Linked DNA regions of Homo sapiens: region 2 is linked to region 1. Evidence: read pairs that join two places in POLR2A ChIA-PET (ENCODE). Cell type or tissue: A673. All regions are shown on one strand. Each heading gives the region's core, and the rest is flanking DNA. Links, peaks and the distances in the headings are about the cores only. Region 1 overlaps PCSK2 (proprotein convertase subtilisin/kexin type 2). Region 2 overlaps PCSK2 (proprotein convertase subtilisin/kexin type 2).

Region 1 (15,711 bases), core at 2,929-10,928:
GACGTCCCTCACCATCTTTGGAGCAGGTTTCCCCTTTGCTCCCCTTTCTCCTGGCCCCTCCCACCCCAGCACAGTCAATGCTAATTAACAGCTGTTTAATTATCAGCCCAGCAGGGAAGTGATCATGGCCCAGGTCCTCAGAGAGTTATATGCACAGTTAAGTTGTCCCAGATACTGGAAGATTGACTGTGTTATGTGCCCATAGGGAGAGGCAATGCGGCTTAGTCGAAAGTTCATAGCATTGAGAATCCATCAACCTGATGACTCTGCCATGTTTTAACTGTTAGACAATGGCTTCCAAACCTTTTTTTCCTCAACCGTAACAATACCAACCCCACAGTTTTGTTGGGAAGATTAAGGCCAGGCGTGGTGGCTTATGCCTGTAATCCCAGCACTTTGGGAGGCCGAGGCGGGTGGATCACCTGAGGTCAGGAATTCGAGACCAGCTTGGCCAACATGGTGAAACCCCATCTCTATTAAAACAAAAATTAGCCAGGCATGGTGGCGAATGGCTGTAGTCCCAGCTACTCGGGAGGCTGAGGCAAGAGAATCGCTTGAACCTGGGAGTCGGAGGTTGCAGTAAGCCAAGATGGTGCCACTGCACTACAGCCTGGGTGACAGAGCAAGACTTCATCTAAAAAAAAAAAAAAAAAATTAATGTAGTAAAAGTACCTTGTTAAGTATACAATCATATGCAAATGCACAGGGATGTTTTCTGCTTCATCTTAGCATGGTCATAACTGGCACATCATAGAGAGACTAGAGGTGGGTAAGGGATGGGTAGAGTTGCTTGAGCAACATTTGTGCACAAATGTCAAATTAAGGTTCAAAAGTTGAACTGGAATTGTGAAATAGCCATCTGTTCATTTTAAAGAAAATATTAACTAGTACCAATTCTATGAATCTATTCCAAAAAATCAAGGAGACTCCTCTCTAACTTATTCTACAAAGCCAGCATCACCATGATACCAAAATCTGGTGAAGACACAGTGAAAAATGAAAACTACAGGCCAATATCCCTGATGAACATAGATGTAAAAATTCTCAACAAAATACTAGCAAACCAAATCCAGCAGCACATCAAAAAGTCAATTCACCACAATTAAAAAGGCTTTATTCCTAGGATGCAGTTAGTTCAACATATGCAAATCAATATATGTGATCATCACATAAAGAGAATGAAAAACAAAAACCATATTATCCTCTCAATAAATGCAGAAAAAACTTTTAATAAAATCCATCATGCCTTCAAGAAAAAAACCCTCAACAAACTAGGCATTGAAGAAACATACCTCAAAATAATAATAACAGCCAGCTATGACAAACCCATAGTCAGCATCATACTGAATGGGCAAAACTGGAAGGATTCCCCTTGAGGACAGAAACAAGACAAAGATGCCTACTCTCACCACCCCTATTCAACATAGTACTGGAAGTCCCAGCCACAGGAATCAGGCAAGAGAATGAAATAAAAGGCATCCAGGAAGGAAAAGAGGAAGTCAACTTATATCTCTTCATTTATGATATGATTCTATACCTAGAAAACCCTAAAGACTCAACCAAAAGGCTCCTAGAACTAATAAAAAAAGCTTCAGTAACATTTGGGTTACAAAATCAACGTGCAAAAATCAGTAGCATTTCTACACGCCAATAACGTTCAAGCTGAGAGCCAAATCAAGAACACAATCCCACGTATAATAGCTATAAGAAGAATAAAATACCTAAGAATACATTTAACGAAAGAGGTAAAAGATCTCTACAAGGAGAACTACAAAACACTGCTGAAAAAAGTCATAGATGACACAAACAAGTGGGAAAGCAGTCTATGCTCATGGATTGGAAGAATCAGTATCATTAAAATGGTCATACTGCCCAAAGCAATCTACAGATTCAACGCTTTTCCTACCAAACTACCAATGTTATTTTTCATAGAATTAGAAGAAACAATTCTAAAATTCTATAAAACCAAAAAGAGCCCGAATAGCCAAAGCAATCCTAAGCAAAAAGAACAAAGCTGGAGGCATTGCATTACCCAATGTCATATTATATTGTAAGCCTACAGTAATCAAAGCAGCATGGTAGTGGTACAAAAACAGACACATAGAACAATGGAACAGAAAAGAGAACTCAGAAATAAAGCCACACACCTACAACCATCTGATCTTCAAGAAAGTCTACAAAAGTAAGCAATGGGAAAAGGGCTTTTTATTCAATAAATGATGCTAGGATAACTGTCTAGCCGTATGCAGAAGAATAAAACTGCACCCCTTTCTTTCACCATATGCAAGAATGAACTCAATATAGATTGAAGATTTGAAAGTAAGACATCAAACAATAAAAACTCTAGAAGAAAACCTAGGAAATGCCATTCCAGACATAGGTCTTGGTAAAGATTTCATGATGAAGACTCCAAAAGCAATCACAACAGAACAAGAATTGACAGGCGGACCTAATTAAGGTGCTTCTGCACAGCAAAAGAAACTATCAACAGAGTAAACAGGCAACCTAGAGAATGGGAGAAAATATTTGCAAACTATGCATCTGACAAAAATCTAATACCTAGAATCTATAAGAAACTTAAACAAATCAACAAAAAAAAAATCCCTATTTTAAAATGGGCAAAGGACATCAACAGATACTTCTCAAAAAACACACAGGTGGCCAACAAACATATGAAAAATACTCAATATCACTAATCATTGCAGAAAAGCAAATCAAAAACCACAGTGAGATACCATCTCACAACAGTCAGAATTGCTGATTAAAAGTCAAAAAATAGGCTGGATGCGGTGGCTCATGCCTGTAATCCCAGCACTTTGGGAGGCCAAGGCGGGCGGATCACGAGGTCAGGAGATTGAGACCATCCTGGCCAACACTGTGAAACCCTGTCTCCAAAAAAAATACAAAAAAAAATTAGCTGGGCGTGGTGGCACACGCCTATAGTCCCAGCTACTCGGGTGGCTGAGGCAGGAGAATCGCTTGAACCCGGGAGGTGGAGGTTGCAGTGAGCCAAGATCATGCCACTGCATTCCAGCCTGGTGACAGAGCAAGACTCCATCACACAAAAAAAAAAAAAAAGTCAAAAAATAGTAAATGTTGGCGAGGCTGTGGAGAAAAGAGAACACTTATACGCTGTTGATGAGAAAGTAAATCAATTCAGCCACTGTGAAAAGCATTTTGGAGATTTCTCAAAGAACCTAAAACAAAATTATCATTCAATCCAGCAATACTATTACTAGCTATATACTCAAAGAAAAATAAATCATTCTACCAAAAAGACACATGCACTTTTCTGTTCAGTGCTACACTATTCACAGTTGCAAAGACATGAAATCAACCTAGGTACCCATCAAAGGTGGACTGGATAAAGAAAATGTGGTACACCTCATATACACCATGGAATACTATGCAGCCATAAAGAAGACCAAAATCATGTCCTTTCCAGCAACTTGGATGCAGATGGAGTTCATTATCCTAAGCAAATTAACACCTGAACAGAAAGACAAATACCAGGAGTCCTCACTTATAAGTGGGAACTAAACATTAGGTACACATGGGCATAAAGATGGGAAGAGTAGACAATGGGGACTACTAGAAAAGAGGAAGAGCAGGGAAAACAAGGACTGAAAAACTGCCTATTGGGTACTATGCTTACTACCTGGCTGATGGGATCATTCATACCCTAAACTTGAGCATCATGCCATATATCCATGTGCCCCCTGAATCTAAAATAAAGTTGAAATTACAACAAAATTTTTTTAAATGTTTAAAAGATATTCTCATAGAAATAATAGTGATACCCAGTAACAAAGACTTCTACTTTCTTATGTTTTTTATTTGTACAAACGTGTAAGCCAACGGTCCTATTTGAGGAAGCGTTCTAAAACTAAATACAGAAGTGAACTATACGTTATTTTCTGAGAAGGGGAATAATTAAGTTGTATGCATGTTATTCGTATCACATCTAAATGGTAATAAAAGGTATAGTGTATGGAAGGCTAAAATTCAGAGAAGGAGGAAGAGAGAATAAGTCAGTGACCTTTTAGTAATAATGTGAAAATATAGTTTAGACACTCGGAAATATTTCTCTGACATTAAGGGCTTTATCATACATGGAATTGTAACACTGCAGTCTTTCCCAGAGGTCTTCTAAAATAGTTTATAACCCAATCTGTCCGGTCATGGTAATTTTATTTATAATGGAAAACAATCTAAATGACTAATAAGAGGGAAATGGATAAATTGTGGTATATGACTCTGGAACATTTAGGTAGCCATTAGTATTTAATTTTACTTAAATTTTAATTTTAATTAAAGTATGATAGCTAAGTAGCAGCATATTACAATTCTTATGGTAGGATACTCAGTGAAAAAAGAATTCACAACTTTATAGTATGATTACTACTCTTTAAAAATTAGGTATGAATATGAATTAAGATTGAATGAGAACCCAGAACAATAAACATGATTAATGGGGTTACATGGTATCATTGTGGGGAAAAAAAAAAGTTTTCCAGTTATTTGTGTGTAACAAGTGAAAGCATATATTGTTAAAGGTGTTCGTCTCTTTCAAAGTGTAACTGTGGACAAGAAGATAAACTGACAGACTCAGAAAGCCCCCTTCAGTCTCAAGACTCCTAAATTGCTGAGTTGCAAGGAGGCAGTGCCCAGAGAATGCAGCATTCCTAAGCATCACTAGTTTCCATTAAAACCTAATTTATGGAATTAAAAATTAATTTCATGGAAATGAATTTGAGCAGTCTTTTCATTAGAGCACACTTGGTCTAAATGAGTTTGGAGTGGTTGTAATAGCCATTCCTGCACTGTTATTTATAAAGGTGAAATCTGATGTGAGTATTTTTGTTCTTACGCTACTGAGAAACAACATATTGCTTAGAGTTTTCAAACTTCCATGTGATAGTTGCTCTTGCTCCCCGAAGATCCTCTCAGGGAAGTTATTTACGACAAGGAGTCCCATAGAATGGGAATCCCTCAGTGAAAGTCAACCAAGGCCTCCGATTAGTGAGTAGAGCAGATAAAGGCCTCTCGTTGTGGAACCAAAATGGGAAGAGGCAATGGCCAAAGTGAGACACCTTCTTTCCCAAGTGCAAGAGGCACTCTTGCTTCCATAGTGAAAGAAGTTTGCGAGATGGGTGTATCTGATGGCTATGTTTCCAGGTGGAGAACTATACATTTACTTCAACATTTTAAACATTCTGTTAATGAATATGCACATGTGTGCACGCAAACACACACACACACACACACACACAGAGAGAGAGCTATGGGAATATGCTGCAAAAATCTCTGACTTCAGGGAAAATAATTGACCAAGGCCCCCAGCTGCTGCACTCTGAAATCTGTCACTGTGCCAACAAGGCCACACTCCCCCCAGTGACTGCGAGCAGCAGGGGAACTCAGGCAGGCCCATTTCTGGGAGACACAGGGCTCCTCAAATTTAATCCCCAACAGTTTTACCAAACCATCCTTAGAGTACAGGGGAATCAAGGATGAATTTGCCCAACTTTGTTCACTGTTCTTTACTTGGGGTCAGACTTACATCACAGTTTCTTGTATTTTTCTCTCATAAAATACTTGCACATTTAATCCCATCTTGGCAATGGCTTCCTAGAGGATATACATGTGTGTGTGCATATATATGTACATATGTGACAGTATGACACACACATATATACACACATACACATATATATTTATATATATACACACATACATGTGCATAAGTATATATATATATGTATATGTACCTTTGAATCATAATTTATCTCCATTTGATGGGCACTAGTTAGGTCCAAATTTTTGCCGTTATAAAAATACCCATCTATCCCATTTTTCTAATTATTTCACATTTCTTTGGGGAGATTTTTTTTTAAGCTTGCCACAGTGACTGTGACTGTCCTTTGTTGGAATACCTCCAAAGAACTCCCAGAGCCAATGCCACACTTAACACTTGTTTTCCACATGTATAGATTTTCTGGTGTGGCTTCAATTTCTCTGGTAAATGAGCTTCAGGCCTTCTCATGTCAGTGTGCAGAGTAAAGAAGTGAGGATCTAGCCTTTCACAGGATCCTCTGCAAGGCAGTGCAGTAAGGAGGGGAAGGGTTTTCTGCCACGTCTGTGGTCTCTTCATTCTTCTCTTCCTGCTGTCATTCTCGACCTGGGCCCTGCTGTCCTTCTCTCATCTGGTATCCATTAGAGTTCTTGATTACAAGCAACAGAAATGGATTCTGCTTCACTTCAACCAGAGAGAAGTTGTCAGGAAGATATCGGGGGCTCACAATCAATGGGCAGCTGGAGGATCAGTCTTGAAAGCTCCGGGGCTGGGTTGCAGGAACATAGTGAGGATCTTTTACTAGAAGAGCCTGGTGAGGGAACCTCCAGGATAAATGGGCTCCAGGGGATCTTGGTCCTTGCTTCACCTTCCCAAGATTCAAATCCTGGGAAAGAGACACCCACAGAGGCACCCCTAAGGCAGAGGGAGACTCTAATGCCTGCAGCAGGCGGGCACCTAGAACTTCACTCCACCAACACAGAACCTGATGGATTGGAAGTAATTCCCCCAAATACACTGGGGAGATTTGGGAAGAGGAAAAAAAATGTTGGGCTACAAAATATAATAGTAATATCTAGCAGCACCCTTTTATATATGTGCATAATCCTTGAGTTTGTACATGTTCGGAGACTGGCCACAACTGTTGCATGATAAATTAGTCTTTGTCCAAGTGAAAACAAGTTTCCTGATTAAAACAAAGCCTAGCCATTGCCAGAAGCTGCTTGAACTAACTCAGCTCCTAAATTGCATTTACATCCAAGAGCTTGGGGTTCTTTCTGGCTGTCCAAAATTGAAATGTTGTCAGTGCAAGGACACACCATCCATCAATTTCTTCTCAGAGGTTCCTCTCTACCTTCTAGGACTTTGCTATGGCATTTGTTGGCTCTCCATGCTGGCCTCATTGTTTGTCTGTTTGTTCTTGTCTTGGGGAAGTTTTCTTTTTCAGCAGATTCTCAAACGTGATAGCACTGTCAACAAATTAAAGACTGGGAAGCCATCCAGAAAAATTATACATGCTGTTTTCACTCTCTCTCTTCCTGAATCCACATCAGTCCTCTCTCCTTAATAGAAATGTTCCATTGTTTTATTTCACTTAATGACCCCTACCACATTATCTTCTTTAAGAATACTTTACTCAGCCAGGTGCGGTGGCTCATGCCTGTAATCCCAGCACTTTGGGAAGCCAAGGCTGGTGGATCACCTGAGATTGGGAGTTCAAGACCAGACTGACCAACATGGAGAAGCCCTGTCTCTACTAAAAATACAAAATTAGCTGGGTGTGGTGGCACATGCCTGTAATCCCAGCTACTCAGGAGCCTGAGGAAGGAGAATCGCTTGAACCTGGGAGGCCAAGGTTGCAGTGAGCCAAGATCATGCCATTGCCCTCCGGCCTGGGCAACAAGAGCGAAACTCTGTCTCAAAAAAAAAAAAAAAAGAATACTTTTCTCTATCTAATTCTTACTTTAGGGAAACTCACTTTGAGTCATCACCAAAGCCTGTCTGTTCAGTGCAACCATAAGTAAATGCTCTCATAAAATAATGGTAACGGGTCAGGCACAGTGGCTCACGCCTGTAATCCCAGCTCTTTTGGAGGCTGAGGCAGGCAGATCACTTGAGCTCGGGAGTTCGAGACCAGCCTGGGAAACATAGCGAGACCCCCCCTAATCTCTACAAAAAAATACAAAATAATAATAATAATGGTAAGGTGAGCATGTATATGAGATGAACTTGCTTTTGCCAAAGAAAAAAATACACCTGATATACAAATGAAATTTGGATTCATGGAAACAAATTCCAGAAGACAGAATGTTCAGATTATATTCAGGTAATATGTCAGCATTGTCATTCCAGGTAAAGATGGCTTTGCAGCAGGAAGGATTTGACCGAAAAAAGCGAGGTTACAGAGACATCAATGAGATCGACATCAACATGAACGATCCTCTTTTTACAAAGCAGTGGTATCTGGTGAGTGTCTTTATGTCCTTTTGGACATTTCCCATCTTGAGACTCTGGATAAAAGATGAATTCCTGTATCCTCATTATTCACTAGGATGTTAGCCAGTATCCAACCCAGTGACCCTCTCTGTCCCCTTACATATGTATTGATTTTCTGTCACCACCTGTGCATCTAGTTCTCTAATCTGCTTTCTTCTGGAACTGCTAAGTAGCCCTTGTCTCCTAGGGTGGAGGCTATGACCAACAACTAGTGGAATTCTCTTCAGTTCTGAAAAAGTGCACCAGTGTATGACTGAAGATTAGCAAAACTATATAAAAGTCAAATCAGAGGTCTGGGAAGAGTAATGCAGGGGTTTCAACAGACAGAGTAACAGGGGACATAATGAAGTCACAGGCCTAAAAGAAAGGATCCAATGACTTTGCAAGGGGCTAGCAAGAAAGCTTGGAGACTAAAGTAGCAAAAAGAGCATCTATTAATGCTTCCTAAAACAATGGCAGGAAATCAATTCCATGGGGCTTAACTGATGCAGGCCTGGAGGCACTAAAACCCATTTTGCCTGGTGAAGTGAGCATTTTGTGGGTCACCAACAGTTCATCATGATCCATTTGGATTGGCCAAGCTATGTTTAAAAAGGGATCAGTGACTCCAAACCAACCTGAACTGCAGGGCATATTGACAGAAAGGGAGTGACTAATTTGTAAATGTGAATGAAGCTGTATTTTATTTAAGATTAAAAAGTGATGAACAAGAGAGAGAACTAAATTACAGCCTTGTGGACGGCTACATTACAGGAATTCATCACAATTTCCCTTCTGGGGCTTCAGAGCTTGACTCTGACTTATGCTTTTTGGCATGGAAGTCCGAAAATCCAATATGGGTAATTGAATGAGTGTACTTGTATTAGTTAGGATAGGCTAGGTTTGTTGCAATAATGAACAACCCTCGGATCACAGTAGCTTATCAAAAGCAAGGCTTGTTTCTCACTTTTGCTACACGACTAATGCTTCATAATTGCTCAGAAACGCAGGCTGACCAACCTCCATCTGAGCTCCATTCCCACACTGCTTTCATAAGCCCTTCAGCAAGGAAAAGGGGCAAATTGTAGAATTTTTAAAAGAAACTCTTAAAGCTTCTGCCTGGATGTGAAAAAATGGCACATGAGATCACATGTCATTGGCCAAAATCAGTCATCCGCCATTCTAACTTCAGAGTGGGTGGAGAGGTGTGTAGTCTTAACATGTCTTTAGAAGAAAGAGCACAGTAAATTTTTTAAAGAGCCCCAATGACAATCATACAATGTTTTAGCAATATCATAACAGCCACTGATCACTGTGGGCTTTTGCCAGTACAAGCTCTGACTTCATTATTTTTTTTACAATCCATCCTGGAGAAAACCTACACAGTACAAAGACACATGAAGATTGGGAGTGGACATATTACTGTGGAATTGCTCTTTGTTTTCCTTTCTTTCTTTTCTGAAATATTTTTGGGGGCCAGGATGAGGGGCCTTAGGATTTATTTTTCTGCATTAGAACATGCACTAAAGGTGAGCCAGTTTTCTTTAATTCAGTTCAACAAATACTTTTGAACAAGACTTAGTGTGGTGGCACTGAAATTACAAAGATTAACTAGGACATGTCATCTCCTGCAAAAGATATTGTTATTTAGTAAGAAGTTATATTCAAATAAGAATAATCCAAAACAATATGCTGTAAATTCAAAACATGAGGTAGAAACAAAGAGCTATGAAAGTGAGCATTTAATTCTAAATCAGGGAGGGTTTCCTGCAATAGCAGCTCTCTTATGGAAAAAGTTTAAAGATAGTGATCTAGTTATAAGATATTAGGGGATTGAAACTATGTTTGCATATTTACAGAAAACAGAAAACACAAAGTGTTTATACCAAAAAAAAAAAAATGGAGAGGAAACACTATAGGTAGGTTGGGAGGGACACCCAAAAGTACTGTTTCATGGAAGATGTGGCCTTTGAGCTGGTCCTGAAATATTAGATGGCTATAGAGTATGTCAAGTAAATATGTACATGGGTGCTTTACAACACCAAACTAATACCATTCTCTGCTTTGAAATTCCTGTACCAGATCAATACTGGGCAAGCTGATGGCACTCCTGGCCTTGATTTGAATGTGGCTGAAGCCTGGGAGCTGGGATACACAGGGAAAGGTGTTACCATTGGAATTATGGATGATGGTGAGTATTTTGAAGCCTGTGCCTCATTTGGAAATAAGCGTGCCTTTGCTTGCCTTTTGATAAAAGTTGTATTGTTTTGGAGATGCTAACCAGAGATGGAACAGCAAGATACTGGGCATGATGGCCACACTGCACTGTGCCCAGATCTTCACCTTTCTTCCAATCAGTGGTCCTCAAACTTGAGGTTGCACTTAACAAATATTTTTTGAATTAATAAATAATAAGCTAAACAAATGAATAAATGAAAGCTGCCTATCACTCAACCATAATTTCTTACTGCTTACACTTTACCTTAAAATGTCCTCTAAACTCTTTATATTCACCATCAATTTCTCTAGACTCACACTATCCAATGTAGTCACCACTAGCCATATGTGCCTATTTAACTTTACATTTTAATTAATTAAAGTTAAATAAAATGTAAAATTTTATTTCAATTCCTCAATCACACTAGCCTCAAGTTCTTGATATCCACATGGGGCTAGCAGCTGCTGAAATTCAATTCCATTTTCATCATCACAGATAGTTACATTAGCGTGACTCTACATCCATAAAACAGCTTTTCAGTAACAGGATTGGAGCTTGGGGAAATTTGACTTTATTGCTGCTTTCAGAATGAACCCTTGTAAAGTAGCCTTTGATAACTTTTTATTACAGACATCCCTTACATGTTATTCAACCTGCGTGCCTACCAAAGACTTAGCAGAGCTTCATTTTCTATAGTTTGTGATATGAAAACCAATGGGCTTGATGAATTGGCATTTTTCCAACTACACACGTCCTTGGCCCTGCCAAGATTGTGGAGAATTGCCGCCTGTGGTCGTTTCACTGGGGATGTGTTGTTGCCCTCCATCACCCATCTGGGTCTGCCAGCAAAAAGCTCTACTGTGCATTATTGACCCAATTATATACAAAGGCTACACAGAGATGAAACAGTTGAGCCTTTCCCATCCGAAGATCCTCAAAGAACAGAACACTATGTTCCTTAAAGTGAGGCTTTGAAGCAGAAATGACAGAGGAAACCAAGAGGAGCCAGCCTGCTTAAAACCTGCGTTGTCTTGTGTGGGCTCATTAAATATCAACATAAAAACAATGCCTCAATGTTTTTTGATGTGTGAGACATTTTTAAGTGGATGTAAAACCTTCCTCCAGAGGCCAAGGGCTCTCACAAGAAGAAAGGAGCCCTGCATGAGAGTGTGTGTGCTCAGATGTCAGGAGTTTATAAATGTTTCTTCTTTTCTCACACTTGTTCTTGAAAACTGTTCCAAAGGGGTTCAGGCCAGCTCACCCAGGAAAACAATGCATCAGGATTTGGGGAAAACCTACCTAGGAGATATTGTCATGACCATTTCTAACAGCATATCCTACTGGGTATCCCCAGCCGGGGATCAGAGAAGCCACCCTAAAAGTGGCACTAAAGTGCCAACAGATGTGCATTGCTCTGCTCTTAGGAAACCTCCAAGAGTACTGTAGATGCCCATTTCAGAATACTTTAACTGAAAGCTCTTTGACTGACTCCTAAAGTCATTGGCTCCTGACTCATTTCCACATGCAAAGGCAAGCCCTTTAGAAAGTCTCAGCAGAATTTCTCATTTGATGTTCTTTCTTCAGCTGATTAATGGCCTTTGGGTTCCCACAAAAGTAAACTCTGCCCCCCAATTACAATTCCTGGTTTCTTCTTCATTTTAGTCAATTACTGCTGCAGAACAAAGAATCCCAACATTGAGTGGTTTAAAAAACAACCATATTATTATCTCTCACGGTTCTGTGGGTTGCTGGAGTTCATCTGGGCAGTTCTGCAAGTTCCACTGGAGTCTATCATGCAGGTGGAGTCAGAAGGAAGTTGACCCTGGAGTCAACTAGAGGCTCCAATGGGAGGCTGAAAAGGCTCAGCCTCCCTCCCTTTCCATGGAGTCTGAGGACCTCTCCTCTCACATGAGGCCTCCAGCAAGGTAGATGGATTTCTTATAGGTGGCTCAGGACTCCCAAGAGTAGGCCTTCCAAAAGAGAAGAAGCAGAAGCTGCCAGTCCTCTTAAAGGCTAGACCTGGAATGGGCACCGGTAACTCTGCCACTTATGTTGGATGAATGGTCCCAGGGCCAATCCAGATTCAAGTGGAAAGGAAATAAACTCTGAATTTGTGGCCATTTTTAATGCATCACATGCTATTCCATATGATAACTGAAGAAAAGTATCCAAGTTCACTGTTGAATAGCAAAATGAGCACATTTGGGACAAGGGCAGCTCCCCACATGGTGAGGACAAGGACAGATGCTCTTGCCATGTAATTGGCCATCTCTGTCCTCACAGCTAGAACCGGGAAGGCTGGCAACATCAGTACTGCATTCTCTCTCTTAACGACCTGCACGCATGAATGGTATGGTGCCATGTCCCAGACATTTTCTTGGCAAGATATTCCAAAATAAGGTTAAAGACAGACACAGATGCCAACCCTGATACCTAAGGGCAAAACTAATGTCATATTCTATCAACATTGTCTCTCCACATGTTGGCCTGTGTGGCAAATGTTCAATCATCTGCGTGCAGAAGTTTAAATTTGTGGACAGCCAGTTTTAATCACTGCCCTCCCATCTCTGGTTGCCCAACTCCAAACTCAGCCATCATCCCCTCTGCTGGATCCAGTGACTCAATGGATGCTCAATAAATATCTGCTGCCTTCACGTAGGTACAAAGCAATGTCATTTCCACATGCTACATATCACTAGGAGAGGACCTCCATGGTTAGCTGCTGTCTAAAGGGGCAGAAATTATTTCTTAAGGGTCTACTAGGACATTTCACCTATGTAGATATTAGCAAGGACCCCATTTAATGATGACAACTTCCGCCCTTTTACTGTAATGGAATTGTTTAGAGTTGGGAACTTGACCTGGAAAATGGAATGTGATCATGACAAGATACAGGGATGGACAAGAGTCATCCAGCCCAAGAGTAATTCAGGGCAGATGGCTGGTTCTCAAGATCACACAAGATCAGAGAAGGCATGGGTCAAGGCCCTTAGCCATTATCAGATGGAGCCAAGGAAGTGAGATGGAAGGCCAGCGAGCTAAGGTCAGAGGGAGCTTCAAGCTGAAGTAAGAATAAACAACTAACAGTAAAAACGACGAACATTTATTGAGTAATCACTATGTGCTAGACACTGCTTAGCATTTTGGAAATACAACCACAGTTATTCCCTAAGGTTGGTATTATTATAATCGCCATTTTACAGATGAAGAAACTGAGGTTTAGGGAGGCAAGAAACTGCCCAAAGTCTCACAACTAATTCTAACCACCATTCTTGGTACTTGAAACCTAATCCTTTGCTCTGCCTTCCTGGTGAGACTTTATGAATGGGAGCCTCATTCAAAATAGCATTAGGAGATATACCTAATGTTAAATGACGAGTTAATGGGTGCAGCACACCAACATGGCACATGTATACACATGTAATTAACCTGCACGTTGTGCACATGTACCCTAAAACTTAAAGTATAAAAAAAAAAAAATGACACCACCAGGATGTGGAAATTCTCCAGGACAAAAGACAGTTTTTTCAATAAATTCAAATAAATAAATAAATAAAAGATTCAAACCTGAGGACCACATAGTCACCCACACCCTTCTGAGAGATTTAGAACTCTGCATCACATAGAAAACAGTAGGAAGGTCCAGCAGGGTGACTGCTCCAGTTACTTTTGCTGCATAACAGATAATCCTGTATTAGTCCATCTTCACATTGCTGATAAAGACATACCCAGACTGGGTAATTTATAAAGAAAAAGAGGTTTAATAGACTCACAGTTCCATGTGGCTGGGGAGGCCTCACGATCATGGCGGGAGATGAAACCGTGTCTTACATGGCAGCAGGCAAGAGAGAGAGTGAGAGCCAGGTGAAAGGAGTTTCCCCTTATAAAACCATCAGATCTTGCGAGACTTATTCACTACCACGAAAACAGTATGGGGGAACCCACCCCCATGATTTAATTATCCCCCACCGGGTCCCCCCAACAAGATGAGATCTGGGGGAGGACACAGCCAAACCATATCCAACCCCAACACTTAGCAGCTTGAAGTTGCTATTTATCTTTAATCATGATTTTGTGGCACAAGAATCTGGGAAGAGCCTGGCTGGGCACTGCTCACTCAGTGTTGCTCATGCAGTTATGATGTTAGCTGGGCTGCAGTCTTCTGAAGGCCCCGCTGGGCTGCACATCCATGATGGTGCACTCCTATCGCTGGTGGTTGTTGCTGGTTGCCACTGGAGCTCAGCTGGGACCGTCAAAAAGAGTGCCCACATATTGTGCTTTACTATAGTTTGGTCTTGATGTCTTACTCACCAGAGTGGCTATAAACTCTATCCTGCCCCAACAGGACTCCAGGGGATTGGCTGTAGATGTTTACAATGTGCCTTAGTCCGTTCCTGATGCTGTAACAAAATACCTTAGACTAGGTCATTTATAAATAACAGAGATGTATTTCTCACACTTCTGGAGGCTGGGAAATCACAAATTCAGTATCTGATAAAGGCTTGCTCTCTGCTTCCAAGATGGCCCCTTGTTGCTCCATCCTGTGGAGGGGACAAACACTGCGTCCTCCCCTGGCAGAAGGGGTAACAAAGGGATGAACTCTCTCCCTCAAGCCCTTTTATAAAAGTACGAACCCCATTCATGAAGGCACAGCCCTCAAAACCTAATCACCTCCTAAAGGCCCCACTTCAAAATACTATTGCAACTAGGGATTAAGTTTCAACATATATTTTAGAGGGACACAAACACTCAAATCTCAGCATTTCACCCTGCCCGCAAGCACCACCCCCCCGAAAATTTGTGTCCTTCACATACAAATACACTTTTTCTAGCCCAGTAGCCCCAAAAGTCTTGATTTGTTCCAGCACCAACATCAAAGTCTAAAGCCCAGAGTCTCATCTAAATATCATCTAAATCAGAGATGGGTGAAACTCAAGGTACGATTCATCCTGAGGCAAATTGCTCTCCAGCTGTGAACTTGTAAAATCAAACAAGTTACGTGTTTCCAAAATACAATGGTGAGACAGGCATAAAACATACATTCCCATTCCCAAAGGGAGAAATAGGAAAGAAGAAAGGAGTAACAGGTCTCAAGTAAGTCCAAAATCCAAAAAGGCAAACAAATTCTGAGGCTTGAGAGTAACCTTTTCTGACTCTATGTCCCACCTTCTGGACACACTGGGGTGGGAGCTGGGCCTCCAAGGCTCCTAATGACCGCTCCCCCATGGCTTCACTGGGCACAGCTCATGCAGCAGCTCTCATGGGGTGGAGTCTCATGCCTGCCATTCTCCCACACTGGAATCACATGTTAGTGGGTCTGTAGTTCTGGGGTCTCAGGGCAGTCCCACCCCCACAGCTCCACTGGGCTTTGTCTTAGTGGGGGTTTTCTATGGTAGCCCCACCCCATGGCAGTTCTCTGCCTGGGCCCCGAGGCTCTAGGGTTAGG
Region 2 (15,711 bases), core at 4,162-12,161, 110 kb before region 1:
GGACAACACAAGCTGCTTCATACTGTTTTCCTGCTTATGGGGAAGAGTGGATCCTGGAATTACAGAAGAGAATTGAGCATTATCCGTGGAGAACAAATGCTTAGGAATGGCATAGGAGTAGGCAGGGCTGGCTTACAGCCAAGTGTACTGAGTGCTAAGTCAGTGACTTACCCCTCTCTCCCCTAGTTTCCCTTCCACACAGCCTCTTACAAATCAGCTAATTACAGAAGAACATTCATACATGAGTTCTTATTTTATTAACAAGTGTGTGTTGAGCCCTATGAAGATGAGGCACATTGAAAGGGGTTGATTCTACAGACAGAAAGATAACAGGTTCAAGTTTATGCCCAAGGACAAGCACACTTATAGTTCTATAGTTCTATAGTCTAGTTTATAAGAATTCATACAATCTGAGGTCTCTATTTTGCTATTGCAAATGTCTACTTTATGTGTTGGGGTGTGACAAACTGTTTTAGCAATTGGTCTCTCGTTCTAAATGCAAAGGACCTTCTCAGACCATGCTAACCTGGTGACACATCCTAATAAGTTGAGGCTGAATGAGATCTTTTGTCACATCTGGTTACTCAAAGACATGATGTCCTCACTCCACAGGCCTTGTGCTATTGAGAGAGGAGCTGAAGTCACACATAAATAATTTAGGCTCCTCCACTGCATGAAAAGCATCTGTTTAAGGAGCTGTCAAGCTGTCCACCTCTCTAGTGAAATCATATTTACTTTATTCATCTAAATAATGTGGCTTGTTTGCCTTCTGTGTGAAATTGTCTTGCACTGTTTCTCATTGGTGGGTTTTATGGGACAGCATATGATTTTCTGTGCATCCATATGCCACTCTACCTCTGGGAATGGAATGGCTTCTTGTTCAGTAGTTTTGATTATTATAGCCCTTTATAGCTTATGAGTCATTGGGTTTACTCAAAATGTCCAGCTCCTCATTCTCATTTTTTTCTCTATGGCCCAGCCATGCCCGTCCTGAAAAATTTTTAAAAAGGAATAATAAAAATAAATAAATAAAAGTCATGTACTCTATATTTCATTTCCAATGAGTTGCTTCTTGTTTGGGTAATTTTTTATTGTATTAGAGACAAGGCCTTACTCTGTCACCCAGGCTGGAGTACAGTGGTATGATCATAGTTCACAGCAGCCTCCAACTCCTGGGCTCTAGTGATCCTCTCACCTCAGCCTCCCAAGTAGCTAAGACTACAGGCACACACCACCTAATCTGACTAGGTTTTTATTTTTTCTAAAGACAAGGCCTGGCAATGTTGCCCAGGCTGGTCTCAAACTCCTGGGCTCAAATGATCCTCCTGTCTCAGCCTCCCAAAGTGCTGGAATTACAGGCCACCATACCTGGCCTTGTTTGGATAATTATAGCAATAGGAGTCCACCGAAGTAAGTTGTGTTTTTTTAGTTATTTGGCATTCTCACACTTGGATGCTCAGAAACATGTGAGCAAATAGCACTGAATGTACCCACAATTATGTCTTGTGCTCAGTTTGTAAGTCACTATTACGTAGGTGAGACCAGAGCAGTTACTGTGAAGTGGAGGTAGCTGCATTTAAGACTGTGAACAGCGCATCAAGAAGCACACACCACAACGTGTGTAATGCCCCTGCCATGATACATCACTTCAATCTAATGATGAGAAAGCAGATGATCCCAATTGAGAGACAGTCTGCAAAATAACTGGCCTGTACTCTTCAAAAGTATTAACGTCATAAAAGAAAGACAGATAGACTAAGAAACTCTTCCAAATTAAAAAAAGAAATGACAACCACATGCAACATGTGATCTTGGATTGAACTTTGGGCCAGATTTTTTATTTTTTTTTCCATAAAGGATGCTATTAAGACAGTTGGCAACATATCAGTGATGTCTGTAAATTAGAAAATGATATCACATTAGAGTTAACTTTCTGATGTTGATACTTATACTGCCTTGTTCTTAGAAAACACACACACACCATCTACAACTTATTCTCAAATGATTCACCAAAGTAATACGTATATGTAGGAAAATAATTTTTTAAATGCAGTAAAATGTTAACAATTGGGGACTCTGGGTGACATGGCTATATGAGTTATTTTCACTATTCTTGCAACTTTTCCATAAGTCTGAAATTATTTCAAAAGTAAAAAAATTACTGCTAAAAGAAAAAATGTGTACATTGATGCAAAACTAACATTGAGGTCTCTCCCTCTATGAAATAGAGCTGGGTTAAACTTTGTCACCAACAATGGGTTTCTGTCCCAGCTCTGCCACTATAGAGCAGTGTGACCACATCCACATAATTCAACTTTTTGAACCTCATTTTTCTCATCTATGTAATCCAGATGTCAACTAGAAATACCTGGACCCTTGAGATGTAGATAAGATCCACTCAAATCCCCATAATGTACCCTGTAGAAGTCTTAACCCTTCCCAATATTCCTTTAAATTCTAGGAGTGGAGCTAGATTTTCGTTTTACTTCTGGATACAGTTTTCTACTTCTACCAAAACTTTCCAGTTAATAAATTATGTCTCCTTCCTACCCAAACAATCATTCTTCACAATGGTTACTCAAGTGTAAAATTCAGCCAACTCCCTTGATTTCCCTTCACCAAAAAACTCTTACCATTCACCCAAGGCATCTGTGACTAGAATGTATTTTCCTGAAGATGTCACAGGTGCCAGGAGGGGATTTATGTTGCAAACACAAAGAACTTTAAGTAAGCACTTGCTTTGAGGAGTCATTTCATCCCCTCATCACTGGGCACGGGCGGTGGCCTCTTCCTGCCCAGCCTCACATTTCTTGCCAGATCCTCGCCACCTTCTTTTATCTGCCCCTTGGTTTCTTTAGTATCTCCTCCTCTCATGGGTGTGGGCAGATTCTTCCCAGGCAGAGCAGGTCAGATCTCCTTGCTCTCTAGGCACCCATGACCTCAGGTACCCACCAACCATCACAGAATTATCCCAAATAGAGACAGTTTCCTCCCGAAGAAGAGCTCAGATGATTACATTCTCACCCTCAGAGTCTCTGCAAAGTGAGACATAGTGCTAGATACACGTGGAGGTCATCTCCAGTGGAAATATGCTGAGATTCTATGAAGTGCACCTGCTTTAAAAAAATGGAAATTACTTTTTCAAGCAGACAGATATCAAACACAAGTTCCTTTCCTCTAGCCTTGTTATCTGTGTGGAATTTAATAGGGTACCAATAAGGTTTCACTAACAAATTACACTTTATACGACCTTGCCAAATGCAGCATTCTTGTGGGTTATTCTAGCTTTTTAAAGGGATATCTTGCTTGTGAAGATACTAGCATGTAATTTTCTAGCTTAGACATCTACTTTTCACCCCCTTTTCTCCTTTATTTAGAAATAACTCTGAACCCAAAGCTGATGTTTGGGAGTAGTTAACTTCTTCTCTTGTTTTCTATAGCTGCTCCAAAGAGCTTGGACCTGACTACAGACCAAAGTAACAGAGAATGCTAGCCTCATCTGTAATTGATAGGATTTTTTTTTTTGCTAGAATATCTGAGAGTATTTTTACCTCGTGTTCAATCTCATGAGTTTCTTTTCATTCCATATCTCTTATGATGTGCCTTCTGTCTTGTGCTTAGCAGAGTCCTAGACAGCTCAGAGCTAACAAGTGCAATGTGCATCACTCATTGGATCACAAATTGAGTTTGGCCAGCACAATGCTTTCAATCTGTTTGACTTGTGGAGGAGCACGTACCCTCCAGTTTACCACAATCCTCACCACTTTCTATTGTCTTTTACCTGATTCGCTTAGTTAGACAGCCTGCTTGACCCCCAATATATTAAATGTCTTACCAATGCCCAAAGAACTCCATAACCTTAGTCATCCACACTGAATAGCACAACTACTTAATAACTCTTGCTAGAATCTAGAACCTCCTGATCTTTTTAATTTACTCAGCAGGTATCTATGACATGATACTCTGCACCTAGGACATGAGCAAAACCGGTGTTGTCCCCATAGAGCTTGCAATCCAGGCATTCCGAGGACTGTGTTCTGAGAGATAATTCTTTCCAGCATACCAAGATAATTTTGAAAGATGAATATTTAGGCAACATGTCAGTACCTCAATTTTCTTTTTCATTTAAGATTCTTCTGCTCCCTACTACTGTATTCGAAACCAGCCTAGTGGATGGCTCTTCCTATAAGCAAGAACTATTTCCTTACTATAAAGTGTGTACAATCCACTTGGCTGTGGGTTGGAGCGGCTCTATTAGAATTGACTGGGGATATTCAGTTGGAGGTTGACAATGAGAACACGACAAGGCAGATGATCAGAGAAATTACAGTAATTACTCACAATCAGTCTTCGATAGTAAGTCACAAAATTAAAAAGGAGAATGTAAGTCACAAACGTAAAAAGGAGAATGTAAAAGTATGAACCAAGAGAGGTTCCATGTTCCTGGTTTAACAGTGGAATAGTAAATGCAGGATATCCTCCAGAAAATGCCTGAATGAATGGTGCCTCTACTCTCTGCTATGGAAGTTAGTTGGGTCCAACGCATTCCATGGGGGACGTGGTCCAAAGTGGACCTGAAGAGTGTGGTCTGTCCCCTAGTGGTCCTAGGCTGTCAATCAGACTATCCCATCCTTGCCTGGGAGAGCAGCTGTTGTTTCACTGATGATAAATAATTCTGCTTGAAAAAAAAAAAGTGGTTTCTCTTTAGTGATGGAAATAGATACTTAATTTGTGTTTTAGATTAGACATAGTCACTCTTATGTTGTTGATAATTAAGAAATAAAATCACTCTGGAAGTTGTTCTTCTCTCTCCCTTTGCTCTGAAGTTGAAACTCAGGCCTGTCTATTAGGTACCTTTAGAATTATCACTGAGATCATTTTACCTTGCACACAATCCAGGGAAACCAGTAATCATCTCTGGGCAGATATCAGTAATGTGCAAAACCCATTTCCTACTTGACTTGGAAGGAGAAAGAAATGTTAGGAAGAGTGAAAAATGAATGGGGAAAAAGAACACATCAGTTCTTCTCCACATGGTCTCTCATCCTCCAGCAGCCTACCCCAGACCTAAATTCAAATGAGCTTCCCTTTCTCTCCCATCCCTACTCCTGGGCATCATGTTCTGCCTATAAGAGATTGCATGCAATTGAAGGAAATAAAGAACGGTCTCTGAGAAAGTCAATAAAATGCAGAGCTTATCCCTGTTGGTAAAATTCAGGTCCCCAAATGAAATGGACAAGCAATTATCAACTGAGCCAGTTTTCAATCCTTGGTGATTGTTTCGTCTGCCAGTTTTTGTTTCTTAAACCTCTTGACAGCAGTCCCTCTTACAAATAAAATTATAAAAATCCTATATAGCAAATGATGTCCAGTGTTCTACCAAACTAGATCCCGACTAAGCCTGACTGAGGACCATGAAAACCAGCACAGTGGACAAACACAAAGAAAGCAGCCAAAGGAAAAGTGAAGAGTCTGATCCGGGAAGCCTTAACTGTTCTGAGGGTTCTGAATCCATTTGAGAATCTGTAATAAGCAGTAGACTCTCCTGAGAACAAGCGAATGCACAGATGCACAAAATTTGGAATGGAGGCCATGCCAAGGTCACAGACCCTCTGGAGCATCTACAGATTCCCTAAGGGAAGAGAACTCTAGTGTTTAAAAGAAGCAGGAAATAGGCTCCATGAGAATTTAACACTTCTTTTTATCTGTTCACAATTGGTTGCCAGTTCCCTGGAGTTCCCTACTGCTGGGAAAATGGAGTGTGTGGGTTCAGAGAGGTGCTATAGCTTGGAGCCATAGTTTTCAATGGGAAAAGGAAGTAAGAGGAAAAGAAAGAAGACAATGAGAAGTGTTGCTGAGATCCATACATTTTTGTGGCATAATGAGAATTTCTAAAAACTCTGCAAGTCTGACTTAGCAGCATTATTATACTGTCACCCAGCCTGAATCTTCAAGCTGACAATTTGCTGCGAGTTCTTCATTCACTTCTTTTTCTCCTTCCTTCTGGAACCATGCATATTTTGCCTTAAGAGAACAAAGTGATGATATAAAAAAGGGTGTGTGTGTGTGTGTGTGTGTGTGTGTGTGTGTGTGTGTTTCAATGAAGAAAACATTTCAAAACATACTAAATGCCCGCAGTATGAGAGGCTTCTTACTAGGATACTCAGGTGAATGTTTGGGAATCTACCACTGTGTTCAATATGTCTTTGCTATTTGCAAGATTTGCAGTCTACTTAAGAATCTCAGGAATGCATCGATCAGCCTTACATCCTTGAGGTCTGTGTAGGCAGCAAGTACCTTATACTACTGTAAGTCACATAGCATCTGTCTTTCTCTCCCTGCGGTGGAGCTTATGATTGCACAAAGCTCTTAAGCAGCTGCTTCTCAGATGCTCAGAAGACAGTGGATCTTGGGTCTGCACTCCAAAAGCAAGAGACAAAAAAGGCCCAGAAAAATAACCAATGCCTACAGGTTAGTCTTTTGTTAGGTTCATGATCAGTCAATTTACCTGTTTATTGCATAAGAGTAAGCTCGTCAGAGGTTCAAATTTTAGCTTTATGAGACCAATTAGCTCCATTTTCTTTCATAGCCAAGAAAGAATCCCAAAGAATCCAGACTCAAGGGTCCCAAGATCACAGCAGTGGGGATGTCACCCATCAACCTGGCTGTCCTTGAGTCCCACTCATCTCCATCAGGAATTCCAGGCCAAAATCTCATGGATTCCTAGTCATGGTTACAAAGGGGCTGGGACGTAGAGTAGGACCACCACACAAGCAGTGTGGATTTACACTCAGGAGAGCTGGGATTTCTGCAGAGAGCTCCCATTCATCTGGTCAGGCCCTGGCACCCCCTGAGCCACAGTGTCTTCTCTAAAAAAATGAGGCAGCTAGACCAAGCCAGGTATGCAACTCAGTAGCCTAAGGTAACACAACCGTGGAAAGGGAGCTTAGTGTGTGACCATAGGAAGTGCAGGGGTAGGTGGGTTCTGATTTGAAACTAGGAAATACATGACCTTTCTGAGGTCATTCAAATTTAAATTTTAAAATATTTTTACATTTTTAACTTGCATCTTGGAAATAATTTAGACTTTAAAAATGTTGCATTAAGTCGGGCGCGGTGGCTCACGCCTGTAATCCCAGCACTTTGGGAGGCTGAGGCGGGCGGATCATGAGGTCAGGAGATCGAGACCATCCTGGCTAACATGGTGAAACCCCGTCTGTACTAAAAATACAAAAAAATTAGCCAGGGGTGGTGGTGGGCGCCTGTAGTCCCAGCTACTCGGGAGGCTGAGGCAGGAGAATGGCGTTAACCTGGGAGGTGGAGTTTGCAGTGAGCCGAGATCGCGCCACTGCACTCCAGACTGGGAGAGAGCGAGACTCTGTCTCAAAAAAAAAAAAAAAAAAAGTTGCATAAATAGCACACAGGTACACCTATGTTCATGGCAGCATTATTCGCAATAGCCAAAAGGTGGAAGCAAATCAAGTGTCCATCAACGGATGAATGGATAAACCAAATGTGGTATACAGGGTGGAATATTTAACCGTAAAAAGGAAGGAAATTCTGACACATGCCACAACATGATGAACCTTGAAGACATTGTGCTTAAGTAAAATAAGGCAGGCACCAACAGTCAAATACTGTATGATTCCACTTATATAACCTAATTCGAGAAATCAAATTCATAAAGACAGAGTGTAGAAAGGTGGATTCCAGGGCTGGGGGGGGAATGGAGAGTTACTGTGCAGTAGGTACAGAGTTTCAGTTTGAGATGATTAAAAAGTTCTGGTAATGGATAATAGTGATAGTTGCATAATGTGAGTGTACTTAATATCACTGAACTATTCACTTAAAAATCATTAAAATTGAAAAGTTGATGTTATATATATTTATCACAATAAAAACATTACTTTTAAAAAGAAGCAGAGTTTCCATATACCCTTCTTTATTCAGCTTCCCCAAAATTAACGTCTTAGGTAAACATAGCAAAATTACCAAAGGCAGGAAATAAACATTGATATAATACTATTAGCTACAGGCCTTATTCAAAATGTTCCAGTTGTCCCACTAGTGTCCTTTTTTCTGATCCACGATTCAATCCAAAATATGATTATATTTAATAGTTATGTCTCCTTAGTTTCCTCTAATTTGGAAAAGTTCTGCAGCTCTTTTTTGTCGTTTATGAACATGATGACTTTAAAGAGTACTGGTCAGTTATGAGTTTGTCTGATGGTTCTACCTGAATAAATACACGTTATGTATTTTTGGTGAGAAAATCACATGAACAATGTGCCCTTCTTAGTGCATCATAGCATGACTCATCACTGGTGAAGTTAACTTAGATCGCTTGGGTAAAGTGGTCTCTGCCAGGTTTCTCCACTATAAAGATACATTTCCCATTGTTTATTATTGTATCTCACCTATTAATTTTAGCATCTATTGGAGATGTTTGCCGGCCACAATTACTATTATTATGACATTTTCTGAATGATGATATTCAATGTCCATCATTTCTTCTACATTTATTAATGGCAATTCCACTGTAAGGAAGAGTTTTCCCTGCACCTCAGTTTACATTTAATTTCTTATTTTAAAAAAACACTAAAACAAGCCAGAATCATGGTAAGATATGTTCCTCTGATACCCACTGGCACTTAACAACTCCAAATTTTCTTTCTAGTGTTAAAAATTCTAAGTTCTAGGCCAGATGCAGTGGCTCACACCTGTAATCCCAGCACTTTAGGAGGTCAAGGCGGGCAGATCACTTGGGGTCAGGAGTTCAAGCTCAGCCTGGCCAAAACAGCAAAACCTGATCTCTACTAAAAATACAAAAATTAGCCAGGTGTGGAAGTAGGTGCCTGTAATCCCAGCTACTCGGGCGGCTGAGGCAGGAGAATTGCTTGAATCCAAGAGGCGAAGGTTGCAGTGAGCCAAGATTGCACCACTGCACTCCAGCCTGGGCAAAAAAGTGAGACTCCAAAAAATTAAAAGTAAAAAAAAAATTATCAGATCCATAATGCTTCCTGCAATAAGAAACAAAAGGTCAAATTTCATACTACCTGATAGTGTTCAAAGTAGAAAGTTTTTGGAAAGCAAAATACAGCACACATACATTTTCTTCCTCTCCCCTCACTTTTTTTATTTTATTAAATCTTAATATTATCCAGAGTATATCAGCAGGGTTAAGTAGAGAAAACATTTAAGAACCATTGAGCCTGGAATTATCACACGAAATATTTATGTTAAATTTGCCATGGGGAATATGGCTTTTAGTGAACAGGAACTAAATCACAAAAGCTACAATGTTCTAAAAAATTTTTATTCACAGAAAAGACCCCTGGTTAAGTTGGCTATGCCTTGAAGATCATCCAGTATCTGCTGATCTGAGTCCAGGCCTGTCCCCCTGTGCCAGGGATGTCCCTTGAGAGCCTTTATCTGAGCTGCTCCAAGACGGTGTCATCAGTTGACAGACAGAACCAATATTATTGTAGAGTTTTATGTTAACACAGCTGTGAAAGCTGAAGAAATAAAACTTTTTTTTCAGCTAGCTACTTGTTTCTGTAGTCCATTGCTGAGTAACAAACCAACCCAAAATTTGGTGGTATAAAACAGCAATTTTATTATACTCATGAATGTGGGAATTTGTAATCCAGGCAGGGCACAGTGGAAATGGCTTGTCTGTGGTCCACGATGTGTGGAGGCTCAGTTGGGAAGACTCAACAGCTAGAGGATGACTGGTATGGCTGGAGTTGGAATCATGTGAAAGCTTCTTAATATGTGCATTTAACACCATAAATGGGATGACTTGAAAGCTGCGCTCTTCCAGGATTGTCAGGCAAAGCACTACACATGCTTCTCAATGTTGCCTGGGCTTCCTCATAACATGGCAGCCTGAGAGGAGTTGGACTTCTTAAATTGTAGGTCAGGACTTTAAGAGCAAGTGTGTTCCAGGGAACAAGGCACAAGTCTAATGGCCCCTTATGACTTAGATTCAGAAGTCACATGGCATCACTTCCACCATACTCGTAATTAAAGTGATCATGTTCCCCAGATGCAAGGGCTGGAATCATGGACCTCATTTCTTGATATGGGGAGTGTTTAAAAAAAAGCTGTGGCTTTAAACAGCCACACTCTTCAAAATTAAAACACTAGAAAAATATAATTTTTAACAGAAGTGGAAAAGAGTCTCTTAAGCTGACTGCCCTCCCCTTTCTCCAAAAAGTCTAAGAAATATTCCCCAAGTATCCCTCTGATTGAAATAACCTCTCCTTTGGGTTTCCATAGCAGCTTGTGAATAACTCTGCTACAGCACATTCTATTCTAACAATAAAAAGAGTAACTTATGCTTGAGTGCAAGATATTATTCCAAGCACTTTTCATGCATTATCTCACTTAATTCCCATAACAAAAACATTTTATAAGTAAAAAATCTGAGGCCCACAAGGGTTAACTAACTTGCCAAAGGTCATAGCGCTGTTACGAGGAAGAGCGAGAATTTAAACCAAGGCAATCTGGCTTCAGAACTCATGTTCTTAAACCACTCCACCACAGAGTACTGTTAATAGATTGCTGTGTGCAAATCTTCCTTCCCTGTGAATTGTGAGCTATTTGTAGGCTGAGACCATATCATCATTACCTTTGTCTCTCCAGCACCAAACACAGTGCCTGGCTTATGACAAGGAACACAAAAATACACAATAGAAAAATGCACAAAAGAGAAGAAACTAAAATGTCAATAAACATATGAAAAGATGCTCAAACTTTCAAAACAATTAAAAATATTCAAATAAGATGAAACATTTTGCCTATAAATTGGCTGCAGTTAAAATATCATTAATAAATGTCAATCCAGTGTTACTTAGAGAATGGGAAAAAGGATATTTTTATTCTTATTTACTTTTCGGTGAATCTTGGAATATACAACCTTATAGGGAAACTTTTCTGAAGTATCTATCAAAATGATAAGTGTTCATAATCTACGACTTAGAGATTGAATTCCTAGGATATATCCTACAGGAAAACTCTCATCTATACAAACAGTGATAATCACAAAGCTGTTCATCATAGCATTTTTAATAGCAAATTGATTAAGATATAGTTCACATGCCATAAAATTTATCCTCTAAAAATTTGCAATTCAGTGATCTTTAGTAGAGTTGCAAAGTTGTGCAATCATTACCAGTATCTAATTTTAGAATATTTTTACCACCCTTAAAATAAATCCTGGACCATTAACAATCACTCTTCATTTCTGTCCCCTCTCAGCCCCAGGCAACCACTAATCTAATTTCCAGCTCTATAGATTTGTCTATTCTGGACATTTCATATAAAGAAGTGATACAATATATGACCTTGCTGTCAGGCTTCTTTAACTTAGCATTAAGTTTTCAAGGTTCTTCCGTGTTTTTACCATGTGTCATTGCTTAATTCCTTTCCATTTAGAAATAATATTCCATTGTACATATATATCATTTTGTTTACTGTTTTATCAATTGATAGCAATGTGGGTTGTTTCTAGTTTTTGACTATCATGAATAATGTTGCTATAAACATTTGTATACAAGAATTTGTGTAAATGTATGTTTTCATTTCTCTTATATGCACCCGTACATGGAATTGCTGGGTCATATGACAAGTCTATATGTTTAACATTTTAAGTAACTGCCAAAGAGCTTTCCAAATAGGCTGTACCATTTTACTATCCCACCAACAGTGTATGAGGGTTCAAATTCCTCCCTATCCAGGTCAACACTTGCTGGTTTGGGTGCAGTTGGGCAGGGGTTGATTTTACCCATTCTAGTGTGTGTAAAGTGATATCTCATGGTTTTAACTTGCATTCTCTGATGTCTAATAATGTTGAACATCTTTCTGTATGTTTATAGGCCATTTTTACTTCTTCTTTGAAGAAATGATTCCTCTAATTTGCACATTTTTAATTGGATTTCTTGAATTTATTGTTGAATTGTAAACATTTTTAAAACATTCCTGTGCGAGATCCTTATCAGAGATATGATTTTCAAAATTTTTCTCCAATCTGTGGGTTGTCTTTTCGTTTCCTTCGCTATTTCTTTTGAAGTACAAATATTCTTAATTTTAATGAAGTACAATTTATGTTCTTACACTTTTGGTGTTGTATCTAAGAAAACATTGCCTAACCTAAAGCCATGAAGATTTATTTATATGTTCTATTCTAAGAGTTGTACAATATTAGCTCTTACATTTGGGACTACTAATCATTTTGAGTTAAATTTTGCATGTGGTATGAGATAGGAATCCAAATTCATTTTTTTCATGTGAATATCTAATTGTCCAAGCACAAAACTGTGCTTGAACAGACTATTCATTCTCATTGAATTGTTCTAGCATCCATGTTGAAAATCAATTGACCATAAGTTGATTATCATAAATTATTTCTGGATTCAGTTTTATTCCATTAAACTACTATATGTCTCTCCTATGCCAGTACCATACTACTTTGATTACTTTAGCTTTGAAGAAGTGTTGAAATTGAAAAATGTGAGTCTTCCAACTTTGTTCTTCTTTATTAAGATTATTTTGGCTATTCTTGGTCTCTTGAGTTTACATTTGAACTTTAGGATAAGCAAAAATGACAGCTGAGATTTTGAAAGTAATTGTATAGAATTTACAGATAAGTTAGGGAGCATTGCCATTTTAAAAAATCCGTGAACATGAGATGCTTTTCCATTTATTTAGATCTTTAATTTCTTTCAGTGATGCTTTGTACTTTTCAGTGTATACATCTTGCACTTCTTTTGTTAAATTTATTCCCCAGTATTTTACTTATTTGATATTATTTTAAATTGACTTATATTCTTAACTTTATGCTTGGATTGTTCATTGCTTGTGTATAGAAATATAATTGATTTTGCATGTTAATCTTATATTCTGCAACCTTGCTGACTCTTTTGTCAATTCTAATAATTTTTCTGGATTCATTATAAATTTCTATGTACAAGATATGTCTTCTGCAAATAGAGATAGTTTTTCTTCTTTCTTTCCAATCTTGATGCCTTTATTTCTTTATCTTGCCTGATGGCATTAGCTAAAATCTCCAGTACACTCTTGAATGGAAGTGGCAAGAGCAGATAACTTTGTCTTGTTCTGGTCTTAAGAAAATCATTCAGCCTTTCACCATTAACTATGGTGTTAGCTGTGAGTTTTTCATAGATAGATTTATCAGATTGAGAAAGTTCCCTTTCATTCCTAATTTTTTTTTTTTTTTGAGACGGAGTCTCGCTCTGTTGTCCAGGCTGGAGTGCAATGGCGCAATCTCGGCTCACTGCAAGCTCTGCCTCCCGGGTTCATGCCATTCTCCTGCCTCAGCCTCCTGAGTAGCTGGGACTACAGGAGCCTGCCACCACGCCCAGCTAATTTTTTGCATTTTTAGTAGAGACGAGGTTTCACTATGTTAGCCAGGAAGGTCTTGATCTCCTGACCTTGATATCTGCCCACCTCAGCCTCCCAAAGTGCTGGGATTACAGGCGTGAGCCACCGCACCCAGCCTTCATTCCTAATTTTTTAAAACGTATTTATTATAAAAGAATGTTGTATTTTGTCACATGTTTTTCTGCATTGGGATGTTCATGTGGTTTTTGTTATTTATTCTATTGATATATTTATTATAGTAATTGATTTTCAGATGTTAAAACAACTTTGCATTCCTGGGGTAAATCCTACTTGGTTATGATGAAAATCCTTTTTATATGTGACTGGATTCAGTTTGCTACTATTTTGATGAGCATTTTTTTGCCATATTTGTAAGGGATCACAATCTGTAGTTTTCTTTTCTTGTGGTATTTCTGTCTTTTCTTCATGTCAGGGTGACACAGGCCTCAATGAATTAGTTGGGAAGTGATTCTTCCTCTTCCATTTTTTGGAAGAGTTTCTGAAGGACTGGAATTATTTATTTAAACATTAGTAGAACTAATCAGGATTAGTAGAATTCATCAGTATTTATTTTGCAGAAAGTTTTAAAATTACTAATTCAATCTCTTTACTGCTATTGAGGCTCTCTGATAAATTTTTAAATTCTGTTATGTACTTTTTAGCTCCAGAATTTCTGTTTGGTTCTTTCTTCTTATTATTTTTATCTCTTTATTGATATTCTTTATTTGATGATTCACCATTCTAACACTTTCCTTTAGTTCTTTAGATATGGTTTCTTTGAACATATGTCTGGGTATAGTGATATCTATATATAATATCATGTGAATATTTATAGTTATATAGTTTAGTCTTTGTCTAGTAAGTCCAACATCTGGGCTTCCTCAGAGAGTTTTTATTATTTTTTCCTCTATGTGTGGAGCATATGTTCTTATTTCTTTTTGTGTCTCACAATTTTTCTTGAAAATTTGACATTTTAAATACTGTAATATGACAGTTTGGAAACCAGAGTTACCTCTCCCCAGGTTGTTTGTTGTTGTTTCTAGGTTTTGTTGTTTTTACTATTGCTATTTGTTTTCCTGCACCCCCACCCCTGTTTTTTTTTCTTTTTTTTTAATTATACTTTAAGTTCTGGGATACATGTGCAGAACATGGAGGTTTCTTACATAGGTATATACGTGCCATGGTGGTTTGCTGCACCCATCAACCCATCATCTACATTAGGTATTTCTCCTAATGTTATTCCTCCCCTAGCTCTGCAACCCCACAGGCCCCAGTGTGTGATGTTCCCCTTTCTGTTTCCATGTGTTCTCATTGTTCAACTCCCACTTATGAGTAAAAACATGCAGTGCTTGGCTTTTTGTTCCTCTGTTAGTTGACTGAGAATGATGGTTTCCTGCTTCATCCATGTCCCTGCAAAGGACATGAACTCATCCTTTTTTATGGCTGCATAGCATTCCATGGTGTATATATGCCACATTTTCTTTATGCAGTCTATCATTGATGGGCATTTGAGTTGGTTCCAAGTCTTTGCTATTGTGGAACTTAAATAAATTTACAAGAAAAAAAACCCATCAAGGAGTGGGCAAAGGATATGAACAGACACTTCTCAAAGGAAGATACTTACGTGGCCAACAAACATATGAAAAAAAATGCACCACCACTGGTCATTAGAGAAGTGAAAATCAAAACCAAAATGAGATACCGTCTCACACCAGTGAGAACGGTGATCATTAAACAGCCAGGAAACAACAGATGCTGGAGAGGATGTGGAGAAATAGGAATGCTTTTACACTGTTGGTGGTTAGTGTAAATTAGTTCAACCATTGTGGAAGATGGTGTGGCAATTCCTCAAGGATCTAGAACCAGAAATACCATTTGACCCAGCAATCCCATTACTGGGTATATACCCAAAGGATTATAAATCATTCTACTCTAAAGATACATGCACACATATGTTTATTTCTATTTGCTTATTTAATGTCTTTCTGGACTAATTCTATAAAGTCTGTAATTTCTATAATGTGCCATTGAATCTGCTTGGTTAACTTAATAGTTAGCCAATGACAGGGCAGAGGTTTTCTTAAAGACCTTGAATCAATAAGGCTTTTTGTTTTTACCCTTTGCTAAGGGGCTCTGTTGTGTATATCGGGACATATCCTCAATTCTCAAGCAGGCAGTTTTAAACTCTGCTATGGCCTTCACCTCCTGTTTTTAAAGAGACATCAAGTCAACTAAAGGTGAGCACTTAGGGCCTTCTTAGATATTTCCTGGTTGTGTGTACAGCTCTGCCCATGTGTATGGCCTTCT

Evidence for each region. ChIA-PET counts read pairs that join two places held together with the same protein. Peaks named below come from ENCODE experiments on the same cell type or tissue, not always from the same donor. Only the 100,000 strongest peaks of a DNase experiment are listed, where the experiment ranks them.
Region 2: POLR2A ChIA-PET joins it to region 1 with 6 read pairs; 2 of 35 experiments call an interaction of 5 or more read pairs at or near these places.

Annotation. Positions count from the first base shown.
Region 1 is chr20:17,350,403-17,366,113 of GRCh38, forward strand. It overlaps PCSK2 (proprotein convertase subtilisin/kexin type 2), which reads left to right. Exons shown (of 12, transcript NM_002594.5): 3 at 7,925-8,038; 4 at 10,130-10,238. Among named protein-coding and RNA genes, the nearest start is that of PCSK2, 130 kb to the left of the region's middle. In A673, for the core only: no CTCF peak of the experiment used is centred there; a DNase peak (open chromatin) is centred at 7,059; H3K27ac peaks cover 2,939 bases.
Region 2 is chr20:17,242,120-17,257,830 of GRCh38, forward strand. All of the region lies in intron 1 of PCSK2 (proprotein convertase subtilisin/kexin type 2), which reads left to right. The region is part of intron 4 of LOC105372546 (a long non-coding RNA gene); the gene reads right to left. Among named protein-coding and RNA genes, the nearest start is that of PCSK2, 23 kb to the left of the region's middle. In A673, for the core only: no CTCF peak of the experiment used is centred there; no DNase peak of the experiment used is centred there.